2 separate regions of the Mus musculus genome follow, and region 2 is linked to region 1. The links are chromatin loops, found by intact Hi-C in ENCODE. Cell type or tissue: left cerebral cortex. All regions are shown on one strand. Links, peaks and the distances in the headings refer to the core of each region. The heading gives the core; the rest is flanking DNA. Region 1 holds the start of Cit (citron). Region 2 holds the start of Gm42008 (a long non-coding RNA gene).

Region 1 (9,358 bases), core at 710-8,709:
GAAGCATGGCAGGCACCCCAGCCGGCCGGGCTTGGGAACAGCTCAGCTGGAAAAAGTGCTGGCCCAGCACTTGCAGAGAAGCCCGATGGCCTGGGTTTGATGCCTGGGACCCACAGAAAAGGCTAGATGTGGGGGCATATCTGTAATTCAAAATGAGAGGTGGAGGCTGGGAAATCTCTGAAAGTCTTTAGGCCAGTCGTCCAGGAAGATATCGTGGACAAAAACAAGAGAGACCCTGCCTCAAAATGCGGTGGGAGGATGCCAGACTGCTGAAAGCCGCCACCTGATAACCACAGGTGCCATGGCACGCCCACACATGCACATTCGAACATGCGCACATGCACCATGCCCAAGTCACACCCACAGTCACACAAGCATGTGAGCACACAAAAAATAATAAGAAATTTAAATAAACAGGGTGCCTAGGTGAGCAGTCAGTGCCTATATTCTACTGCCCCAGGTGTAATTTCTGCAGACTATAGACCCAGTAACCCTGGCAGAGCCACCCACTATGGAACAACCAACCTTCGGGGGTGGGTGTGTTTGCTTGTTTGGGACAGGGACTCTGGGTTTTTTGTTTTTGTTTTTTTGTAGCCCTGACTGTCCTAGAACTTGCTCTATAAACCAGGCTGGCCTTCAACTCACAGAGATCCACCTGCCTCTGCCTCCCAAGAGCTGGGATTAAAGGTGTGTGCTTCTGAGCCTACTGGGCTCGATCTGCAGAGCCCTGGGAAGAGAAGCCACTGCTCCTTTAAGTCTCAGCAAGGGCTTGTTACACAACACTGGGCAGCATAAAAGAGCAGCTGCGTGTGAATCACTAGAGAAGCACAAAAGAACAGATTCTCTGGCCCCATTACCAACCTCCTGAATTAAACTCTTCTGGGTCGCAGCTTAAAACCGATTTTAACAAATTCCCCGCAAGGCTCAGTCAAGCTTGGGAACCTCGGAGCCTGCCCCTTTGGTTGCCTCTAACGCTGGAAGATGAGCCTCATATCTCCTCCTCTGTTCACCTGAGAGTTAACCCAAGTAGACGGGGGGCGGGGGGGGGTCCCAGAGACTCGAGGAAGCTTAGGCTCGGAGCACCCCATAGCACACTCAAAAGCCTCAGCTCTCCATAGTTCTCAAAATGCCCTTTCTTTCGGAAATGAAAAGACCAGAAAGTTAATAGCTTTTTTTCCCCCTCTCATTTGCTTTCTACATCCTTGCTTAGCAAAATAAAAAACTGGCAAAGCCTGGTGATTTGTGAGATTTCTGGGGCTCTGGAAGTCTGCCAAGCCCCAAAATACAAGTCCTGAGTAGGAGAGAGACACACCGACTGAGACCCAGTCTAAAGGACACACAGAAGCAGAAAACAAGCCAGCCACTGCATCCGACCTGCAGGGTGACAGCCCTGCATGGGAGCAGCACAGCAGGCTCGGCTGGCACGCTGAGTTGTACCTGGATTCTTTGTCACAACCCATCTCCTCTTGCAGGAGGCACCCATTGCTACCATCTGCATGTGGTTTATCCTCCTGGGGTCCACGTGCTGCAAGCTTGACCCCAGTGTCAAATCTGTGGTCGCTTTAAAAGGTGGGGGTGAGACATTGTAGGGGGTTATAACCTGGTCTTCAAGAAACAAAAATGCTTTTTTTAACCTCAGGAGCTGAGAGCCCGGGTGTTAGAAAGGTCTGGTCTCTTATTTCCTATCTGGCCCATGTGATCTCTGGGCATTTTCCCCTAGCCAGTGTGGCAACATTGTAACCAGTCCCCGAGCAGAGCCAAGTAGAAGCCATTGGTGTACTTGAGGGAGCAGAACTGTCACCTATGGAAACCTCTTTTGTTTATAAAAGCACACACCCTCTGGCGTGCTGTTATCGCAATATAAAACCAACTAAGGTCACTCCACATTAAAGAGGGATGGAAGGGAAATGTCCTGGCTGGTTTTCTACAGCTGTGAGGAACATCATGACCAAAAGCAAGCTGGGCGGGGAAGGGTTAATTTCAGTATACAAATTACAGTCCATGGTGAAGGCAAGTCAGAGTAGAACCGAACTAGAAAACTGTCTGGAAATACTTGCATGACATTGGTCCTTACAGAAGACGAAACTGTTAGGCCCGGAATGAGGAATGTAGGCGTGGTGTTTAATCTAAAGAGCAGGAGAGCTGCCAGGTGCGGAAGCTGGCCCAAGCCTTTAGCCCCAGGACTTGGGAGGCAGCCACAGGTGGAGCTCTGTGATTTGAAGGCCAACCTGGTCTACATATTGAGTGCTAGGTCAGCCAGAGCTACGTAATAGAAAAAAACTTGTCTCGAAAAGAAAAAAAGAAAAAGAGAGAGAACAGATATCCCTCGTATGGAATAAGATTATAAATTAGATTATTCTACACTGGGGCTGAAGAGATGGCTCAGGGGACCACAATCTGGATCCCAAGGCCCACACAGGCAGCTCACAAACACCTGTAATACCAGCTCCCACATCCAAAGGATCCAAAGCTAGTTTCTAGCCTCTCTGGGTACCCAGACACAAGACAGATGCAGACAGACAGGCCCGTGTGCGTGCACACACGCGCGCGCGCACACACACAAATACACCCTAGAGACAATTTTGGTTTCTTCCATTGAAAGAAGCAAAAGTTTAAAAGTGTGGAGTATGGGCTGGCGAGATGGCTCAGCGGGTAAGAGCACTGACTGCTCTTCCAGAGGTCCTAAGTTCAAATCCCAGCAACCACCTGTAATGAGATCTGATGCCCTCTTCTGGTGTGTCTTAAATCAGTTACAGTGTACTTACATATAATAATAAATAAATCTTAAAAAAAAAAAGTGTGGAGTATGAGAAATGAGGGGACTCCCCTGGGGCACGTCCAGCCACGTACGTAATCATCAGCACAGTGGCACCTCAGTCCAGCTCAGGCAGGACATGTAAAAGAACAAACAGGATTACCCTAAGAATACCAGTCTCTGTCCATAATACAACCAAAGACGGCTACCACAGCAGACACGGGTGTGCATCGCTGGCTGGCAGCTGCTTACCTGGAAGAAGAGATTTAGCCTGGAGGCCCGACTGGCAATGGGCTCGGAGGCACTGGCCTCCGGCGGGTTCCGCACACCATACTTGAACTTCAACATCTCTCCGCCAACGCCGAAGGAACACTGGGGAAAGTCAAGCGGGTACTGACATTGAAGGCAGGAAGGGCTTGGCAGAGTCGTGTCTCCCTAAAGAGATCAGGATGAGGAGGTGGCGACCAGCCTCCACGGCACATGGGGCACAGACACAGGAAGGCCAAAGGTACTCATACACATAAGGGATGGAAATAAATCATTTCCAAAAGAACTACCAGCCATTGGTGGACTAGCAGACTGCAGCCTAATAAATCTCCACTTTTCCATTCTACCAGCTCTTTTCCCCTAGAAAACCCTGACGAACACAAATATCTGATGTCGCGTAGCTACATAGACCTAACCTGTGAACCAAGCCCAAAGGGTTTGATCAGTGAGCCTTGAGGATTATCCCAGGGAAAGGAAGGTTCACTGCCCCTGGAGGGTACAGAGATCAATGATCCTGAGGAAGATCGGTTGCCTGACTGACCAGATAGGCTAGAGAGGGAGAAAGACACAAGAAGGAGGCGCTGGGTTAGGCACGGAATAGAATACAGAGCCCACTTTCCCACCCAAGGCCTCAGTCCAGCTCATAGAATGAAGACACAGGAACAGAGAGATTAAGTGAGGGAGATAAGATCACACAGAAAATGGGAAGCGCCATGGGCAAGAATGCAGGTAAAGCTTGCAGGGGACAGAGACTGGTCTACAGGGGAATGGGTCCTCTTTAAGGGGCCCTGAGGTCCTCCGGCAGCACACCCAGAGACACTAACAACAACTCCTGCCCCAGACCCCAGGCTTCCCCCAGGACACCCCAAGGACGAACCAGAGACACTGGGTTGAACCCATTGTCCCGCCCCCAGGGCTGCACCCACAGACCCCGGGCTACCCCCAGCACACCCATGCTGCAGCCGCAGCAGACCCTCAGGAGCCCCCTCCCCCCGCTATCCTGAGGCCTTGGGTGGGAAAGTGGGCTCTGTATGAACGGGGTCGACCAGGGAGACCTGGGAAAGGGGACTGCCCCCCGCCCAGAGCCTCTCCAATCCCCCAACAGACACACACACAAACTGGACTCACACTCCGCAGACCCCCGGCTTACATTCGCCCCGCTCCGCTCCGCCCTGAGTCTCCCGCCCCAACGTTTGAAGGAAACGACGTGGGCAGGTCTCGGCCGTGCCTCAACCAATCAGCGCTCGCCATCTACTGATGGACAGCGGGGGTCTCCACCAGGACCCGCCCAGATCTCGGAGGGCTAGAGGAAGTGAAATGGAAAAGCCAATCACATTGTCTCTTCCTTTGACTAGCGACCAATAGAAAGAGGGCAAAGGAATCCAGGCGGGGTTGGGCTGGGAAGTTTGAAATTGGCGGTTGGCAGGATGCTGTGTTTGGAGATGGGGTCCCCTGCGGAGTCTGCGGCGCTGTCCATTTCTGTCCGAGCTCCTGCGGGGAGCTCTGCCCGAACTGCCTGCCTCAGATAAGGATGCTAGGAAACAAACTCCAGCCCTCTGCAGGAATGCACTCAATTGAGCCATCGCCCACGCCTAACGTAGGCGCCGGGGTTACGTGGGGGGGAATCAGGAAGCTGTGCGGTACAGCTGAGGCAGAGGAGTAATCGGAACCCACTCCAGCCTGCCTGCCTTGTACCTTTGGGTTGAGCCGCAGCAAGATCGTGAGGTCTCACCACAAAGATATGTTCAAGTAAATTTAAGCCAGGATCACTAGACCGCCCCCTTCTCTCAATGAGAAAACCCAGTGGCCATCAGTGTGTGGAAAGTGCCCAGCCTCGTTAGCAATGTGGGGGAAGGTGTTTGTGAAGAGGCGGCGCTGTTTACATTCACACAAGGGTAGGGTGTAAACTGACCTGTGAAGGGGCAATCTCGAAAAAGGAGTGTAGTATTTGCTAACACTGAGTGAGGCTCTCTGCACTCTATGACTACTAGGAATAGCTTTTCTAAATTATGTAACCGTGAAACGCATTCTAGAGAGCGAGCTCGAAATAGTGTTGTCTAACGCAATGGCAAAAGCTGGGGCAATGGCTCTGCGACTCTTCCAGGGGATCTTCCCTTGATTCCCAGCACCCACCTCAAACCCCTCACAACTCCCTGTAATTCCGGTTCCAAAGGATCAGATGATCTTTTCTGGCCTCTGCGGGCACCTGCACATAAGTGCACAGTGCACCTACACACACACACAAAAGAGACAAGTGTAAAAAATCAAGACAGCAACGCCAGGAAATAAGGCACCTAGGGTCCGAATGGAGGCTTTTGAAGGGACCATGAGAAAGGCAATGACCTTTTTCTTGACCCGATGATACTATAGCTATTTTGTGGGGGTTGGATGTAGGGGTGAGAGAGGGGCTGATTTTTTTTAGACAAAAAAAAGGAGGGAGGGAAACTGAGTCACACACCAGTAAGTGCAGGGTTAGGATCTGAACTGGGCTCTTTCATTCTTATTTATTTATTTATTTATGGTTTTGAAGACAGACTTTTCTCTGTCCTGGAACTCCACGATCAAGCTGGCCTTTTTAACTCCGAGATCTGGCTGCTTGGCCTCCTGGGTGCTGGGATTTTGGTTATGACACCAAGGCCTGGCTCTGAAGCCCATTTTTTTTTTATAACCACCAAATTGTAGTGACTTCTACTTTTCTCTATCCCAGGCCTTGGCACAGAATAGGTATTTATGAGTATGCTCAGACTAAAAAAAACAGACTGTAACAGCATGCTTGTCTGATTACAACTTGGCTTCCTCGTATAGATACACCTAGAGCATCCGTATGCACACTGAGACCAGCAGAGGAGGTTTGAAAACTACTAACATGTGGGCCAATGAGGTGGCTGAGCTTGTAAAGGCATCTGCAGCCAAGGCTGACGAACTGAGTTCAATCCTCAGGACCCACATGGAGGAAATAGAGATCCGGTTCTCACCAGTCATCCTCTGATCTCTCATACATGCCATACTTCCCCTGGACATGCTTGCACACACTGAAAGATGCAAATAAAAATAAAAGATAAGACGTCAGTACTTGGTAGGCAGAGGCAGGCGGATTTCTGAGTTCGAGGCCAGCCTGGTCTACAGAGTGAGTTCCAGGATAGCCAGGGCTATACAGAAAGAAAAAAAAAAAAGTTAAAACATAAAACAAAAAGAATACTAACACAGAGGCCTCCCCTGCTCCCAACTCATTTCCCTGTTCTAGGATCTAGGCTTGGGGGATTTTAAAAGCCCCCTAAGAGGCTCCAGGGTGTACCTTGCAGCCATCCTGGGGAAAGGAATGCCAAGAAAGCAGACAGCACTGCTAGCCAGGCAGCAGGAGATGTCGCAATCTGTTTGAGAGTGCGGTGCTGAAGACTGAACGGAGGAGACAGTCCCTGCCTGCTAAGCAAGCTCCATCCCAGACTCACTGTAAATCAGTGCCCTGACAATCAGGCTTCATCATCCGTCTCTGTGATGGAGAGTCTTCTCTGTAGGGAGAACCCACTGTAAAGCTGGCTCAGCTGCAAAATTACCTAAACACTCCGAGCTTCTTAGCTCCTGCTCCAGCGCCCCCACCAGCACCACCACTATGATGAAATCGAGGGAAGGGGATGGCCAGGTAATTTAAGGAACCAAGAGATCAGACTATATATAGTTCCATCATGTCGTCCAGGCTGATGAAACGTAAGCCAAGCTCTGGGTCTGACCTTCAGTACCATGGTAACCGCTGCCAGGCAGGGTTGTGCACACCTTTAATCCCAGCACTATGGAGGCGGGAGACAGGCAGATTTCTGAGTTCAAGGCCAGCCTGATCTACAAGGAGAGTTCCAGGACATAGATGTCGGATCCCCTGGAACCTGAGTTACAGATGGTTAGGAGCTGCCATCTGGGTGCTGCTGAGAGGCCAAATCTTTTACAAACTCCATTTTAGAGAACCTGAACCTGTTTGAACTCACGTAAATTAACAAGCCAGTACCTAACATTAGTTTCCAAGTTATCCCTCCCCCCAACAAAACCCAAACCTACCTTAAGTGTCTAGGCTCACCACCAACAAGACCAGCATCTCCAGGTTACTCCCCTAACAAGCCTGTAACCCCAGGTTACAAGCCCACCCCCTGCCTAATAACCACCAATGCAGAGGGGAGCAGAAGTTAAGTTTATGATATGACTCCCAGCACCAGCAAATTATCTTAAAGGCCATAGTAACTTCCCAATTAGATGCTTGCACACTCGCTCCCTGCTTACTACTTACTATAAAGCCCTGCCCCTCGCCCAGATAGACATTCGGGACTCTGCATCGCCAAAACTGTCCTGTGTGACAGTCCTGTGCTGAGGAGCCCCAAGCTAGCTCAAATAAAAAGGCCGTACTGTGATTGCATCTGATAGGTTCCTATCTGGTTTGGGGGGGGGGGGGTACCGCTAACACTTCCCTGACACTACACTGGCAGCTGAGCCCAGGTCCTCTGCAAGAGCAGTCACTTTTCTGTTGCCGTGATTAAACACCAAGTCAGGAGCAACCAATAGGAAGAAGAGCTTAGTTGAGCCTATGGTTCTGTGAGACCACGACTTAAAGCGTTTCTCCCTGAAAGGTAAAGCCCCTGGACGTTCCCCAAGCTTGTTTTCCCTGATCTCTAAAAATACAGCCAGAAAGAAGCACTTCGTTCTCTACAGCCAGCAAAAAGCCTTTTTGTTTCTGTGCCTTACAGCCAGAAATGCAATGATTGTGGAGAGACCTAGCCAGGCACTTGTTTGGCTCCCTGTACCAAGGACACCCAATAGAAGAGCTGTAGCCAAACTCCTCCCAACTCTCCTCCCAACTCCTCCCAACTCCTCAGCTAGCAGTTAAAAGCCCACTACTGTTCCCGCTAGCTAGAGGTCGGACTTCCCCTGCCCTGCATGACAAAAGGAGTTCATCCTCAGCTAGCTAACAATAAAACCTCTTGCAGTTTGCATCAGGTATGGTTTTCTCTCAAGTTATTGGGGTGCCGGCCAGCTCATCCCGGGACTTGAGCAGAGGTCTCCCCAGTTTCGGGGGTCTTACAGTTCCTGAGGGAAAAGGCCCCACCGTGGCTGAGAGAAATGGCAGCCAGAACAGGAAGCTGAGAGGGTGAACCTTCAACAACAAGCATGGAACAGAGAGCCGGAACTCATAATAGTGAAAGTCTTTTTTTTTTTTTTTTTTGTCTCTGCCTCCCAAGTGCTGGGATTAAAGGCGTGTGCCACCAGAGTCTTTTAACTCTCAAAGCCTACCTTCAACAAGGCCACACTGCCTAATTCTCAAACAGCGCCACCAACTGGGGACCAAATATTCAACTACCAGAGACTATGAATGTATCTATTCTGTGCTAGAGGCTGGGATCAACAAAGCCTACAAAGACAGCAAATGCTCCCTGACATTTCATCTAGGCTCCGCCCTACAGTTACCTGGCAACATCCAGGTGTGCCTGACTCGCTATAGGGGCTGCTTGCCCTGCCCTCACCCTCATTCTCTTGCTCTTGTTCCTTACCCGCCCCACTCCTGCTCATGGCCTGCCTCTTTCTTTTCTCTCTCCCTCTCCCTCTCCCTCTCCCTCTCCCTCTCCCTCTCCCTCTCCCTCTCCCTCTCCCTCTCCCTCTCCCTCTCCCTCTCCCTCTCCCTCTCCCTCTCCCTCTCCCTCCCCTCCGAGTGCCTTGAGTTTATCTATACTATGTGATCCTTGTGGCTGGTACCTCAGAGGGGGAAGTGGGTGCCTCTGCGGGTCCTTGCAGAGGCATCCCTTCCCCCACACCATACCCTGCCTCCAGAACAAACATCCCTGCCTTCCTTATCTTTTTATAAAACACGACACTCAACGGCTGCTGGCCCATCTTCTCTCCAACTGCCTTTTTAGGATGGGTTTGGTTTGGTTTGGTTTGGTTTCGTTACAAGACCCTGGGAGAGAAATTACAAGAGCATAAACCCTACCCAAGTTTCCACCACTGTAGAAAATGTCCCCAGAGAGACCAACTTCCTATCGATCTGCCTTTTGGTTCTCAAAGGACAGGGTGAACCCTCCCTGCCCCATGACAGCATGTCTTCTGACAACTGTTGTAAGATCAAGACCACAAAGCCATCTGATTGTTAGACTTAACTCTTTTTTAAAAGATTATTTATTTTATTATATATGAATACATTGTAGCTGTCTTCAGACACACCAGAAGAGGGCCTCTGAGCCCATTACAGATGGTTGTGAGCCACCACGTGGTGGCTGGGAATTGAACTCAGGACCTCTGGAAGAGCAGTCAATGCCTTTAACCACTGAGCCATCTAGAGTAAACCTAAGTTCTTGGCAGAAG
Region 2 (9,358 bases), core at 389-8,388, 62 kb before region 1:
TGAGGAATGTTATTTTCGTGAGGATCTTATTAAACACCGGGGCACAAACAGAAGCTCGCTGGATGCGTTAGGGATGGGGGGGGGGTAGTTTCTGGACGGCCAAAGGTGAAACTGCAAACCTTCAAAAATCAGAGAGCAACACAAACACATTCCAGGGGGACCGGCTCATGAGTAAATCCAATCAACAAATATTTACCCAGTGCCTGGGCCCTGACGCTGAGAGGCCCCTGTGACAAACCTCCCTTTCCCAGCTTTCTGAGAAGTAGAAAGATGCAATTAGAGTCTTCCTGAATAACAAGCAATTAATCACACTCTGTCTCAGAGTAGCCGTGGTGCTGGGCTCCCTCACATCATTGCTCCTGAAACCTCACTCCCCCACCCAGGCTTCCCAGGTTTTTGAGATCACTGATCAATAATATCATCAGACAGCTTTCTCTCAACACACCTGGCCCACTGCTAACCAGACCAGCAACATCTCCCGACACATCTTCTCCTGGTCAGGATCTGTGACCTTCAGTGAGCCTGTTGTGTCAAGGTTACACTGCCCACTAAGTATGCACCCTCCTCCACTGGGCCTCTGGCTCCTGCCTGGGTCCTTAACAACAACATCAAACCTCCTAGCCCTGCTTGGACCACTGCAATTCTGACTGATGATGGCACATTCCATGGCGAGTTAAGATTTTTGCCTCTCCTGCCTTCCTCTGGGCTGCGTTTGGTGGTAAGATTAGCAAAAAAGGCAGACCTGACGATGCCAACATCCACCTGGATTTTAAACCCAGACCTCAGACAAGGTAAGAAAGCAAGCCTACCCTGGCATCTCTCATTGTAAAAAGCCCCTGTCAAAAATCAAGAACGGCCCACACTCTCCCCAGCTTATATCAAATGCTCAATTCTATGTGAAAATCTACTATCTTTTAAGAATCTCAGAATTGTACCTGTGGGGAGACACCATCCAGGAGCCAATACCATATCCCTTCGAATCAATATCTAAGCTATAAACACACCAAACAGGCAATCAATCTACCCATGAGAATTAAAAAAAAAAATGTGTTCTAAGTGGGCAGCATCTCCCCCAAGAGCCTCGGTGTGAGGGAGCTAAGGAACCTGGAGAACAACATAGCTGGTCTGAGACCTTCCTAGGGGAAATTGCTCCCCTGAAGACAGAATGGCATCCAACTCCTACATCCCAAGGCAGCTGTTTTTAACACAGATTCTAGGAGTCTGGAAATCAGGACCCTTCAAGCAAGCCCCGTCTGCCCCGTCTTCTGAACGCTTCCTATCAGACGAGAGAGGACGATTCCCAGGTCAGGAGGGTTACAGCACATCTCTATTGCTCGTTCTAGCTGCCGAGTTTGTTTAGGGTTTTAGTTGCCGGCTGCATCACACTTGCTCCTGGGGGCTCACAGGAAGGAACGGGGCTTCTTCTGGCCACCAGTGCTCTCTCCCTACTTGGAATGGCTCAGCTGCCAGATCCCTGATCTTGCAGCATACTTGGACAGGAGCCCAGCGTCATCTCTCTGCTAGAGCTCTGGTTCAGCCACTTGCAGCTCGGTTAAACCCATTGGGAAACCCTTTAGGCTGATGAGATCCCGTGTTTCGGATCCTTTCCGATACAGCCAGGGTTCCGGCCATCCTCTCTCTTGAGATGGATGGACAGACAGCTCAGTTTAACTCATCCAAGGTTCCCCTTTTAACCGGGTATCTGCACTGCTAGAAATCTCCCACTCTTCTCCTCCCTCTAAATAAGACTAAAGATGGAAAAAACTAACCCAAAGTGCCCAGCTGACTGTTCAGATGCCATGGACAGGAGGAACAGGCACCTGACACGCCATGCAGAACCGAGCATCAACAGTCTAGCCCCACGAGCCCCAAACAGGCAGCCCAGAGGCTTCCCTCCGACGCACTCCCCCAACCCTCCCACCAGCACAGCACAGCACACCACAGCACCAGCATCAGCACCTTTGGCTCTGTGTACCGGCCATCCATGCAGGTCCCCCCAGAGAGTCACCGTCACTTACTCAGATCTACCAAGATACCCCAGTGCCTTGCTGTACGAAAATCCCACAAACGGCAGCTCTTCGCCTGAGAAGCCCGAGGGGCTCAGCTGGCACACAGAGGATGAAACCCACGAATTCTTCTCTGGTTCATCAAAATTGGAGGTGTCATCGTCAGACTTGAGGGTGGGGACGAAGGGGGGAGGAGCTGGTTAAAAGAAAAACAAGGGGGGGGGGGAGAAAAAATTCAGAATTCCACACTGTTGCAGAGGGGGAAAAAGCGCCTTACTCCTTAGGCGTTTGGAGACAGCACTGCAGCGACTGCTTTCAACCCAGCTCCTAGCGCAGGCAGACCCAGCCTCGGCTCCTACAGCAACAAGAGATTAACCCCTTCGCTGCCAACATGGCCACCAACCCGCAGACAGCTTGCCTCTCTGGGCAGTGGGTGAGGTGAAAGATAAACTCAGACAGGTCACTTGGACCCCCCCGCTGAAGTGCTTGGGCAACTCACCCAGGGAAGGCAGCTCCTGGCTCATTATTTCCAGCAGCCTTCCATCCCTGGACGCTGGAGTGCCAGGGTGCCGGGTGACCTAAGCCCATTGAGCCCCTCTTCCAGACAGGTCTAAAATGATTAATAGTTGGTGATATGCATGGCTGTCAGATGGAAGACGTGCATGTCTCATGACTTAGCCAGAATGAGGGGAGAGAACAGGACGGTGGGCTTAGAAAGCTGTACAACCGTGGTTGGGTCACCGCTGCAGTCTGGTTCATTCATAGCCAGCTGAGTCTACTCAGAGATCCTATTAACCACTTTTTTTTTTCCTTTTTAGTTCATTATCTCCCCCCCCAAAACCCCCACTCCCCTCAACACACCCCTGCCCATCGAATCCACCGCAGTTCAACCAGCATAATCAAAAGACAGCCAGATAAAGTTGCAGTGATTTACAGCACCCAGCACCGGTGAGGGGTACATAGAGACCCACAGACGCACATCTGTGGTGAGGCTCCTACCTCTTATGGCATGACTCCCAGCTGGGGAGGGGGGGTGGAATCACATCGTCTCTGCCGCCTGCAGACCTACTAGGCTCTCTCACTCAGACGCGTGAGCGGCTGTCCATCAGTCACCAGGAGGCTGCCCATCGTGGGGGGCTCCCAGGGGCATTTCCAGTCAGAAGTGTTACCATGGTTGCAGGCTGGGACGTCCGCAGTGGACCAGGCAGGGGGAAGTTGGCAAGCCGGCATCACATCCCCCGCAGTGCAGGCTGCATGCTACCACCTCCCCACTCCTTAGTGCGTGCTCTGGCGGTAACCCCACCTGGCCACCCTGCGTGGCAGGGGCCAATGCCGATCTGAGTGACGGAGCCGCATGAGTCACTGCCCGCCAGGGCTCGCTAGAGCTCCCCCTAGGACAGTTGTCACAGCCCTTCACGGTCCAGACTTCTTTTTTAACCTCTTGTTTTCCAGACAGAGTTCTGTGCTGGGGGTGGGGTGGGGGGTGAGCAGCAAGCACGCCTTCAGCCCCACAGACTCAGAAGGAGCTGGCTGTTGCCGAAGCATCCCCGGGGACAACGGTCAAAGCAGTGCCAGGCAGAGAAGTAACCGGAGTGATGTGGAGGGGTGCGGAGGAAGAGGGAGGTGAACGCGGAGGGGCGGCGGGTGCTTCTGGGATATGCAAAAGAACAGTCTCCGAGGTGCACCGAGGTGAGGTGGGGAAGAGAAGATCAGGGAATGTGAAATGCGAGCTAACAGAGACTTATCTAACACCTCCGGGCTCTCCGGGGAGCAGCTCAGCCTTCCCTGCTGGAGTCAGAAGCTCCGGGGCTTAACGCTTTCAACATTAGCTTATGGGAAGGGAACTGGGACTGGATGCAGGGGTTCGCATCCCCTGTGCACACCCATAAGCGGGGGGTTGGGGGGGGTTGGGGTGCAAATCTAATGGTGGTGCAAACCCCATCTGACTGCCCGTGCTCACCCAATCCCTCCTTTGGAAGATTAAAATTGAAATCACAGAAATTACAATGTATGATGACCAAAAGGAAGTGCTTCCATCCCAAGATAAGGACATCGAGATAAACATACTGAAATACGTAGGTGACTCTGATACAGAAACATGGTGGCTTAATGGCTCCCAATTCCACCCACTCCAGTTCTATGACCCTGGGAAAGGCACTCAGCCTCTGTAGGCATCTGTGGGGAGGTCATGTCTGGCTTTGAAAGAGTGTCCCTAAGCAGTGAAGGCTGGCCTCAAACTTGTGATTCTCCTGCCTCTGCACCTGACTGTTAGGTGAATCTATGCAAAGTGCTCAGTGTGGCTTCTGGCACTCGGTGAACACCCATGAAGGTGACCTGTGGCCGTTATCATTGCTGGCGTACAGTGCATGATGTGGCAGACCTTAGCAGCCGCTCAAGTCCAGTGAGACAGCGCGGCATCTGCGCTGAGTAGAGTCGGTCTCTGCTATACAAGGCACAGGCACGCCAAGGTGAGTGTTTGTGTTAATTCTACCATGGCGTTATAATTCCTCGCAGAAGTTGAATCCCTTTCCACTATATACTAATTTATCTGTAGGAGACGAAAATAGAATTCCATTTCTGTGTTAGGAAGATGATTAATAGAGAGGTAGGAGCCACCCTCAGTGAAGTAATTATGATTTCTGAATTTCTGTACTATAAAATAAGGCTCATCTGTAAAGTTCTGCCATGCTCAAAGCATTACTGCGGTCAAGATTAGAAAAGAGGCTTGGGCTGCCAGTACAGGCCTATCACCTGATCACTCGGGCAGCTGAGGCAGGGGGATCAGAAGGCCAGGGCCTGCCTGGGCTACAGATGATAAACTCAAGGAACATAGCGAGACTCGGTCTCTGGGGGCTGTGGGGAGGTTGGAGAGTTGAGTCAGCCAACATAAGGGGCTGAGTACAATCCCCACAGGTTACAAATAAATAAAGCCAAGCAGGATGGCACAGCCTCATCACCAGCACTGAGCGGTGCGGTGGAGGCTGGAAGATCTCTGGCATTCCATGGCTGGCCAGCCTGGCCTACATGGGGAGTTCAAGGCCAGGGCGAGATCACGTCTCAGAGAGAGGAAGGGAAAAGCTAAAGTGGTGGCTCCGTGGTTACGGGCATTTTCTACTCTTCTAGGATGAGGGTTCAATTCCTGCCTTCCTTACAGCAGCTCATAACCATTTTTCTCTCCAGCTCCAAAGAGCTGATGACCTCTTCTGGCCTCCACAAGCATCTGGAACATATGCAGGCATAGCCATAGACACAGACAAAACCAGATACAGAAAACATTGTTTTCATTTTTTAAAGGTGAATGATACCTAAGAAACGACACCTGAGACTGTCCACTGGCCTCTACATGCAGAAACACACATCTGCATGCACACATACACACACATACATACACACACATATACATTTATACATACATACACACACATACAGATACATACACACACACATACACACACATACACACACATACACACACACACACACACGTGTGCGCAACAGGCTGAGAATATAGTTCAGTGGTAGAATGCTACCTAGCATGGGCAAGACCCTGAGTTCAATCCCCAGCACTGAGGGGTGGGAGTGGGGGGTATATAGAAAGGTGAGATAATTTTCAAGTTGAGAGAAGGGAGAACTGATAGCACAGATTAAAAGCTAGAGACGTCAACCTCTTGCCAGGTGGTCAGTTCAGAACAGGTCCTCAGCAAACGAAGGCTCACACAACCTGAGAAGCCGCAGCCTCAAAGCTGAAGAAGTGGCCCAGAAATGAGCCAATGCCCCAAGAAGGGTGAGGATGCCCACCCCCTCATCTAGGCCCTTTAGAAGGGAAGAGCTAGGGTGGCTACTTAGAAACTGCAGCTGGGGCAGCTGGCTCCATGGGATCCGGGAGCATGGGAAATGAACAGCGGCACACGCGAGTGTTGAGCGAGTGCGTGTGAACACACTCGGCCAGGGGGAGGGCTACCCTTCTTCCATAGAGAGTGCACTGAGACTGAGGTGAGAGAGCCAGCTCTCTGAAGCCTAAGAAAAGAGCAAGCTAAGCCAGGTGCACTGGCTCGTCCCCATAGTCTGCAGACAAGGAGTTCTGGAGTATCCTGGGGACATGCCAAGGCTGGGCGCCAACACGATGAAAGAGGAAAGTGACCTGAAGGGCCAGGAGAGGCGGTCACAGTGGCGCACACCAGAAACCTAGCTAGGGCAAGAAAATTGTGAGTTCAATGTGAGCCTAGGCTATACAGCGAGCCTCTGTGTCAAAACACCAAACAGAGTAGACATATTGCTTTATCACAGAAGTAAGTTGATATTCTAACCCAAGAATGAGGAACCAAGAACACCTGAAAGGCATCCAGAAGGGTAAGGTCTTGTTACTGGCTCAGAGATTAGGAGCAGATGCTGTTCTTGCAGAGGATTCGAGATCACCTGATCCCATACCCACAGCGGACTGCAGGCAGCTCACAACCACCTGTATCTCCCTGCGGGAGGCCTGCCCGGACACTCTCGCACACAGACACACAAATGATAAAAATAAATGTTTTTTTTTAAAGGAGTAAAGTTGAAAACTCAATGTTAAATGCAGATCTAATGAACTGTCAACGTCACACAATTGAGAATCATCTGGGAAGAGTCCCAAGGAGAGACTGTCCAGATCAGGGTGGCCTGAGGGTTCTTATGATTATGCTCTCATTGATGATGGACGGGAGGAGCCCCAGTCTAAAATGGATGGCCCGAGTCCCTGGGTCTGAGCCCTCAGTTGTATAAAAGAAATGAGCTGAGCAACAGCGCGCATGCGCGAGTTCTCTCTGACGGGGACTGCGGACATGATGTGACTGGCTACTCCAAGTTCACACTCCGACCATCAGGTGGAAGCCTGAGCTGAATAAAGCCTTCCCTCCCCCAAAACTGCTACTGCCCCGGTGTTTATCACAGCAAAACGGAAAGGAAACAGGTCAGCAGGTTAAATGAGCTACAGATAAGCTCAGTGACCCACCAGGGAGACTTGAGGAGTACACTCTCTCTGTAGATGCAGGGTCAGCAAGGTCGGCTGGCTAGAAATGCCCCACCCTAGGTGAATCACAGGCGCCCAGCTCAGGGAGTTCCTGTAGACCACCCCCACGGTAGCGAGAAGACAGAAGGCACAGGAGCTCTGAGACATACACAGAGTGAGAAAGCTAAGAGCCTGGATACGACATCTCGAAACAACAACCGTGTAGGGTCGGGACAAGTTCGTTAGATGGGAGAGGGTGCGGGGGAAGACGGCCTAGCGGCCCCTCTTAGGTGGAGACTGCGCCCACTGTCAGCACAGAAGAGGCCCGATCCATCACCCTCTGGCACCCAGGGAACAGTCTGAGCACAGCTCTCATTGGGAGCGGAGGGAGTGAGGGATGGAATCCCAGAGAGCAGCATGTGGAAGGGGCCGGGCAGGCAGCCCTCCATCACCCTGAGCTCCGCTCAGCCAAGAGAGCACTCTCTCACAAAGGTCACGGGCAACCTCACCCTCAGCCTCTGGGTCCCTTCTCGCCCTCTTGAAGCCAAGCCAAAGGAGCGGTGTAGCATACCCCCGTCCCTTCTGCATCTTCCCTTAGTGAACTACTTCACTTCTGATACAGATGGAAACAAAAAACCCAAACCCCGCTCAAGCCTAAAACCTACATGTCTGACACCACACTGATGGGAGAGGCAGGAAGCCGAGAATAGTTCTTGGACGTCGTATGCCACATGGTTCGTTTTGTTTTCTTTTGTGTTGACCTTTATACAATTTAGGAGAGGAGGATGAGGCTGGAGGGCGCTCGGTGGGTAGAAATGCTTGCCGCGCAAACCTAACAACCCGCACTCAGATTCCATGGACAGCCCAACTCTCGGCCCTCCTGTGACGGAGCTAGAGATGGAGACAGGAGAACGCCTACAAGCTCACAGGTGAAGCGGCCTGCAGAACGCAGCACAGCAGCAAGAAGAGCAAGAGAGACCATGCCCCAGGAGGACGCAAAGCGGAGAGAACTGACCGCAGGAGGTGGCCCGGTGGCTGACACACGTGCACGGCGGCAGCACATGTGGCAGCACCTACACTACACACACGTGTAAATAAACAAAACTGTGTTCTCCCTTTGGCAAAAAAAAAAAAAAAAAAGGAATTAGTATCTCACTGAAATGGTGAGCAGTGTGTTACATTTACACTGACCCAGCACATTGTGATACTGCCAACCGGGCATGCATCGAGCAAAGGCATGTCTGACTGGCCTGCGTGTGCCTCTCCATCCAGTGCCTGATGTTTGGATGGACCGAAAAGGCTTTAAAGCCGAGATCGTTCCATCTGAAAAGTATGGTAATGAGTACCTATGCGGTACACTGTCAAGGTGTCTGTCATGGAGTCGCTGGCTCTCCTCACACAACATGCCTAGCACACTGACGAATGCGCAGCAAGACATTAAGCCTCTGCTCAGTGTAAAACGTGGGGGAAAAACGGGGGTGGGGGGAGCTTTCCCTGTGTTTTTAAAAATAAACCAACAATGTTTGGGGTGGAGGCGCGGCACATCCCCCTTAGTGGCAGAGGTAACTTTGAGGGGAGCCCCACCCCACCCCTGGTTATAAGATAGAACGAGGCTCTCAGACACAAAGGTTATTTTAAGGACTATAGTTAATTTCCCTTCATAAACACCCCCACCCCAAGTCCTCCTTCCTTCCGACCCTCTCTTCTCTAATCCTGACATTCATTAAAATCTTTAGAGGAGAAAATGTATTGTCTTCAAACATGTTTTCTTTTAAACAGTAGTGAAGTTAAGAGGTGTCTTGCCATAAGAGGCGTAAGTGACATAAGGGCCCTTGCCCTCCTGGCTCACGGCCCACCGAGCTCTCCGTTCCCACCTGTTGTTTTTCTACAGCCGCAGACAAGCCTATCTTGGTTGGGTCTACTGTCTCCAGCTCTCTGCAGGGGAATCTCCTTTCTGCTAAGAAAGACCTGGAATGCCGTGCGCTGCTGAACACCTATCAGAGCACCACCCCGCCGCCCTCAGTCAGTGTTTAATATGGATTCTGTTGGAGGAACGCGTGACAAGAACCCCCGGGGTGTGGGCTAATTTCTCAGACTTGATGTGTCACTCCGTGCAACACAGCACTTGTATGAAACTCAGGTGGTGATATACTTCAGAGTACTCATCTGCACATGAAGAACCGGCATCTCTCAAAAAAGGGTGAGAAAGGAAAAGCCAGGCATGGTGGCTCCCACGGTTTAGGAGGCTGAGGCAGGAGAAGCAATAGTTACAAAGCTGGAGAGGACTACACAGCAAAACACTGTCTCCAAAAACTGAGTGGGAGGGGGAGAGGGGGAGAGGGGAGAGGGGAGTTGGGGAGGGGGAGAGAGG

The links. A loop is a pair of places that touch in the nucleus more often than their neighbours do. Peaks named below come from ENCODE experiments on the same cell type or tissue, not always from the same donor. Only the 100,000 strongest peaks of a DNase experiment are listed, where the experiment ranks them.
Region 2: a loop joins it to region 1, with 2.7 times the contacts of the local background. A loop is called at or near these places in 4 of 42 quality-filtered maps.

Annotation. Positions count from the first base shown.
Region 1 is chr5:115,840,116-115,849,473 of GRCm38, reverse strand. Cit (citron) reads right to left here and starts at 3,818. Exons shown (of 47, transcript NM_007708.3): 1 at 3,008-3,818. The coding sequence starts at 3,103. In left cerebral cortex, for the core only: no CTCF peak of the experiment used is centred there; DNase peaks (open chromatin) are centred at 807, 1,308, 4,306 and 4,970; H3K4me3 peaks cover 1,308 bases; H3K27ac peaks cover 1,431 bases.
Region 2 is chr5:115,901,482-115,910,839 of GRCm38, reverse strand. It overlaps Cit (citron), which reads right to left. Exons shown (of 47, transcript NM_007708.3): 9 at 2,019-2,202. Gm42008 (a long non-coding RNA gene) reads left to right here and starts at 2,232. Exons shown (of 3, transcript XR_003955981.1): 1 at 2,232-2,439; 2 at 2,825-4,474; 3 at 7,764-9,282. In left cerebral cortex, for the core only: CTCF peaks have their summits at 2,331 and 3,389; DNase peaks (open chromatin) are centred at 1,505, 2,332, 3,048, 3,362 and 1 more place; H3K4me3 peaks cover 3,786 bases; H3K27ac peaks cover 3,862 bases.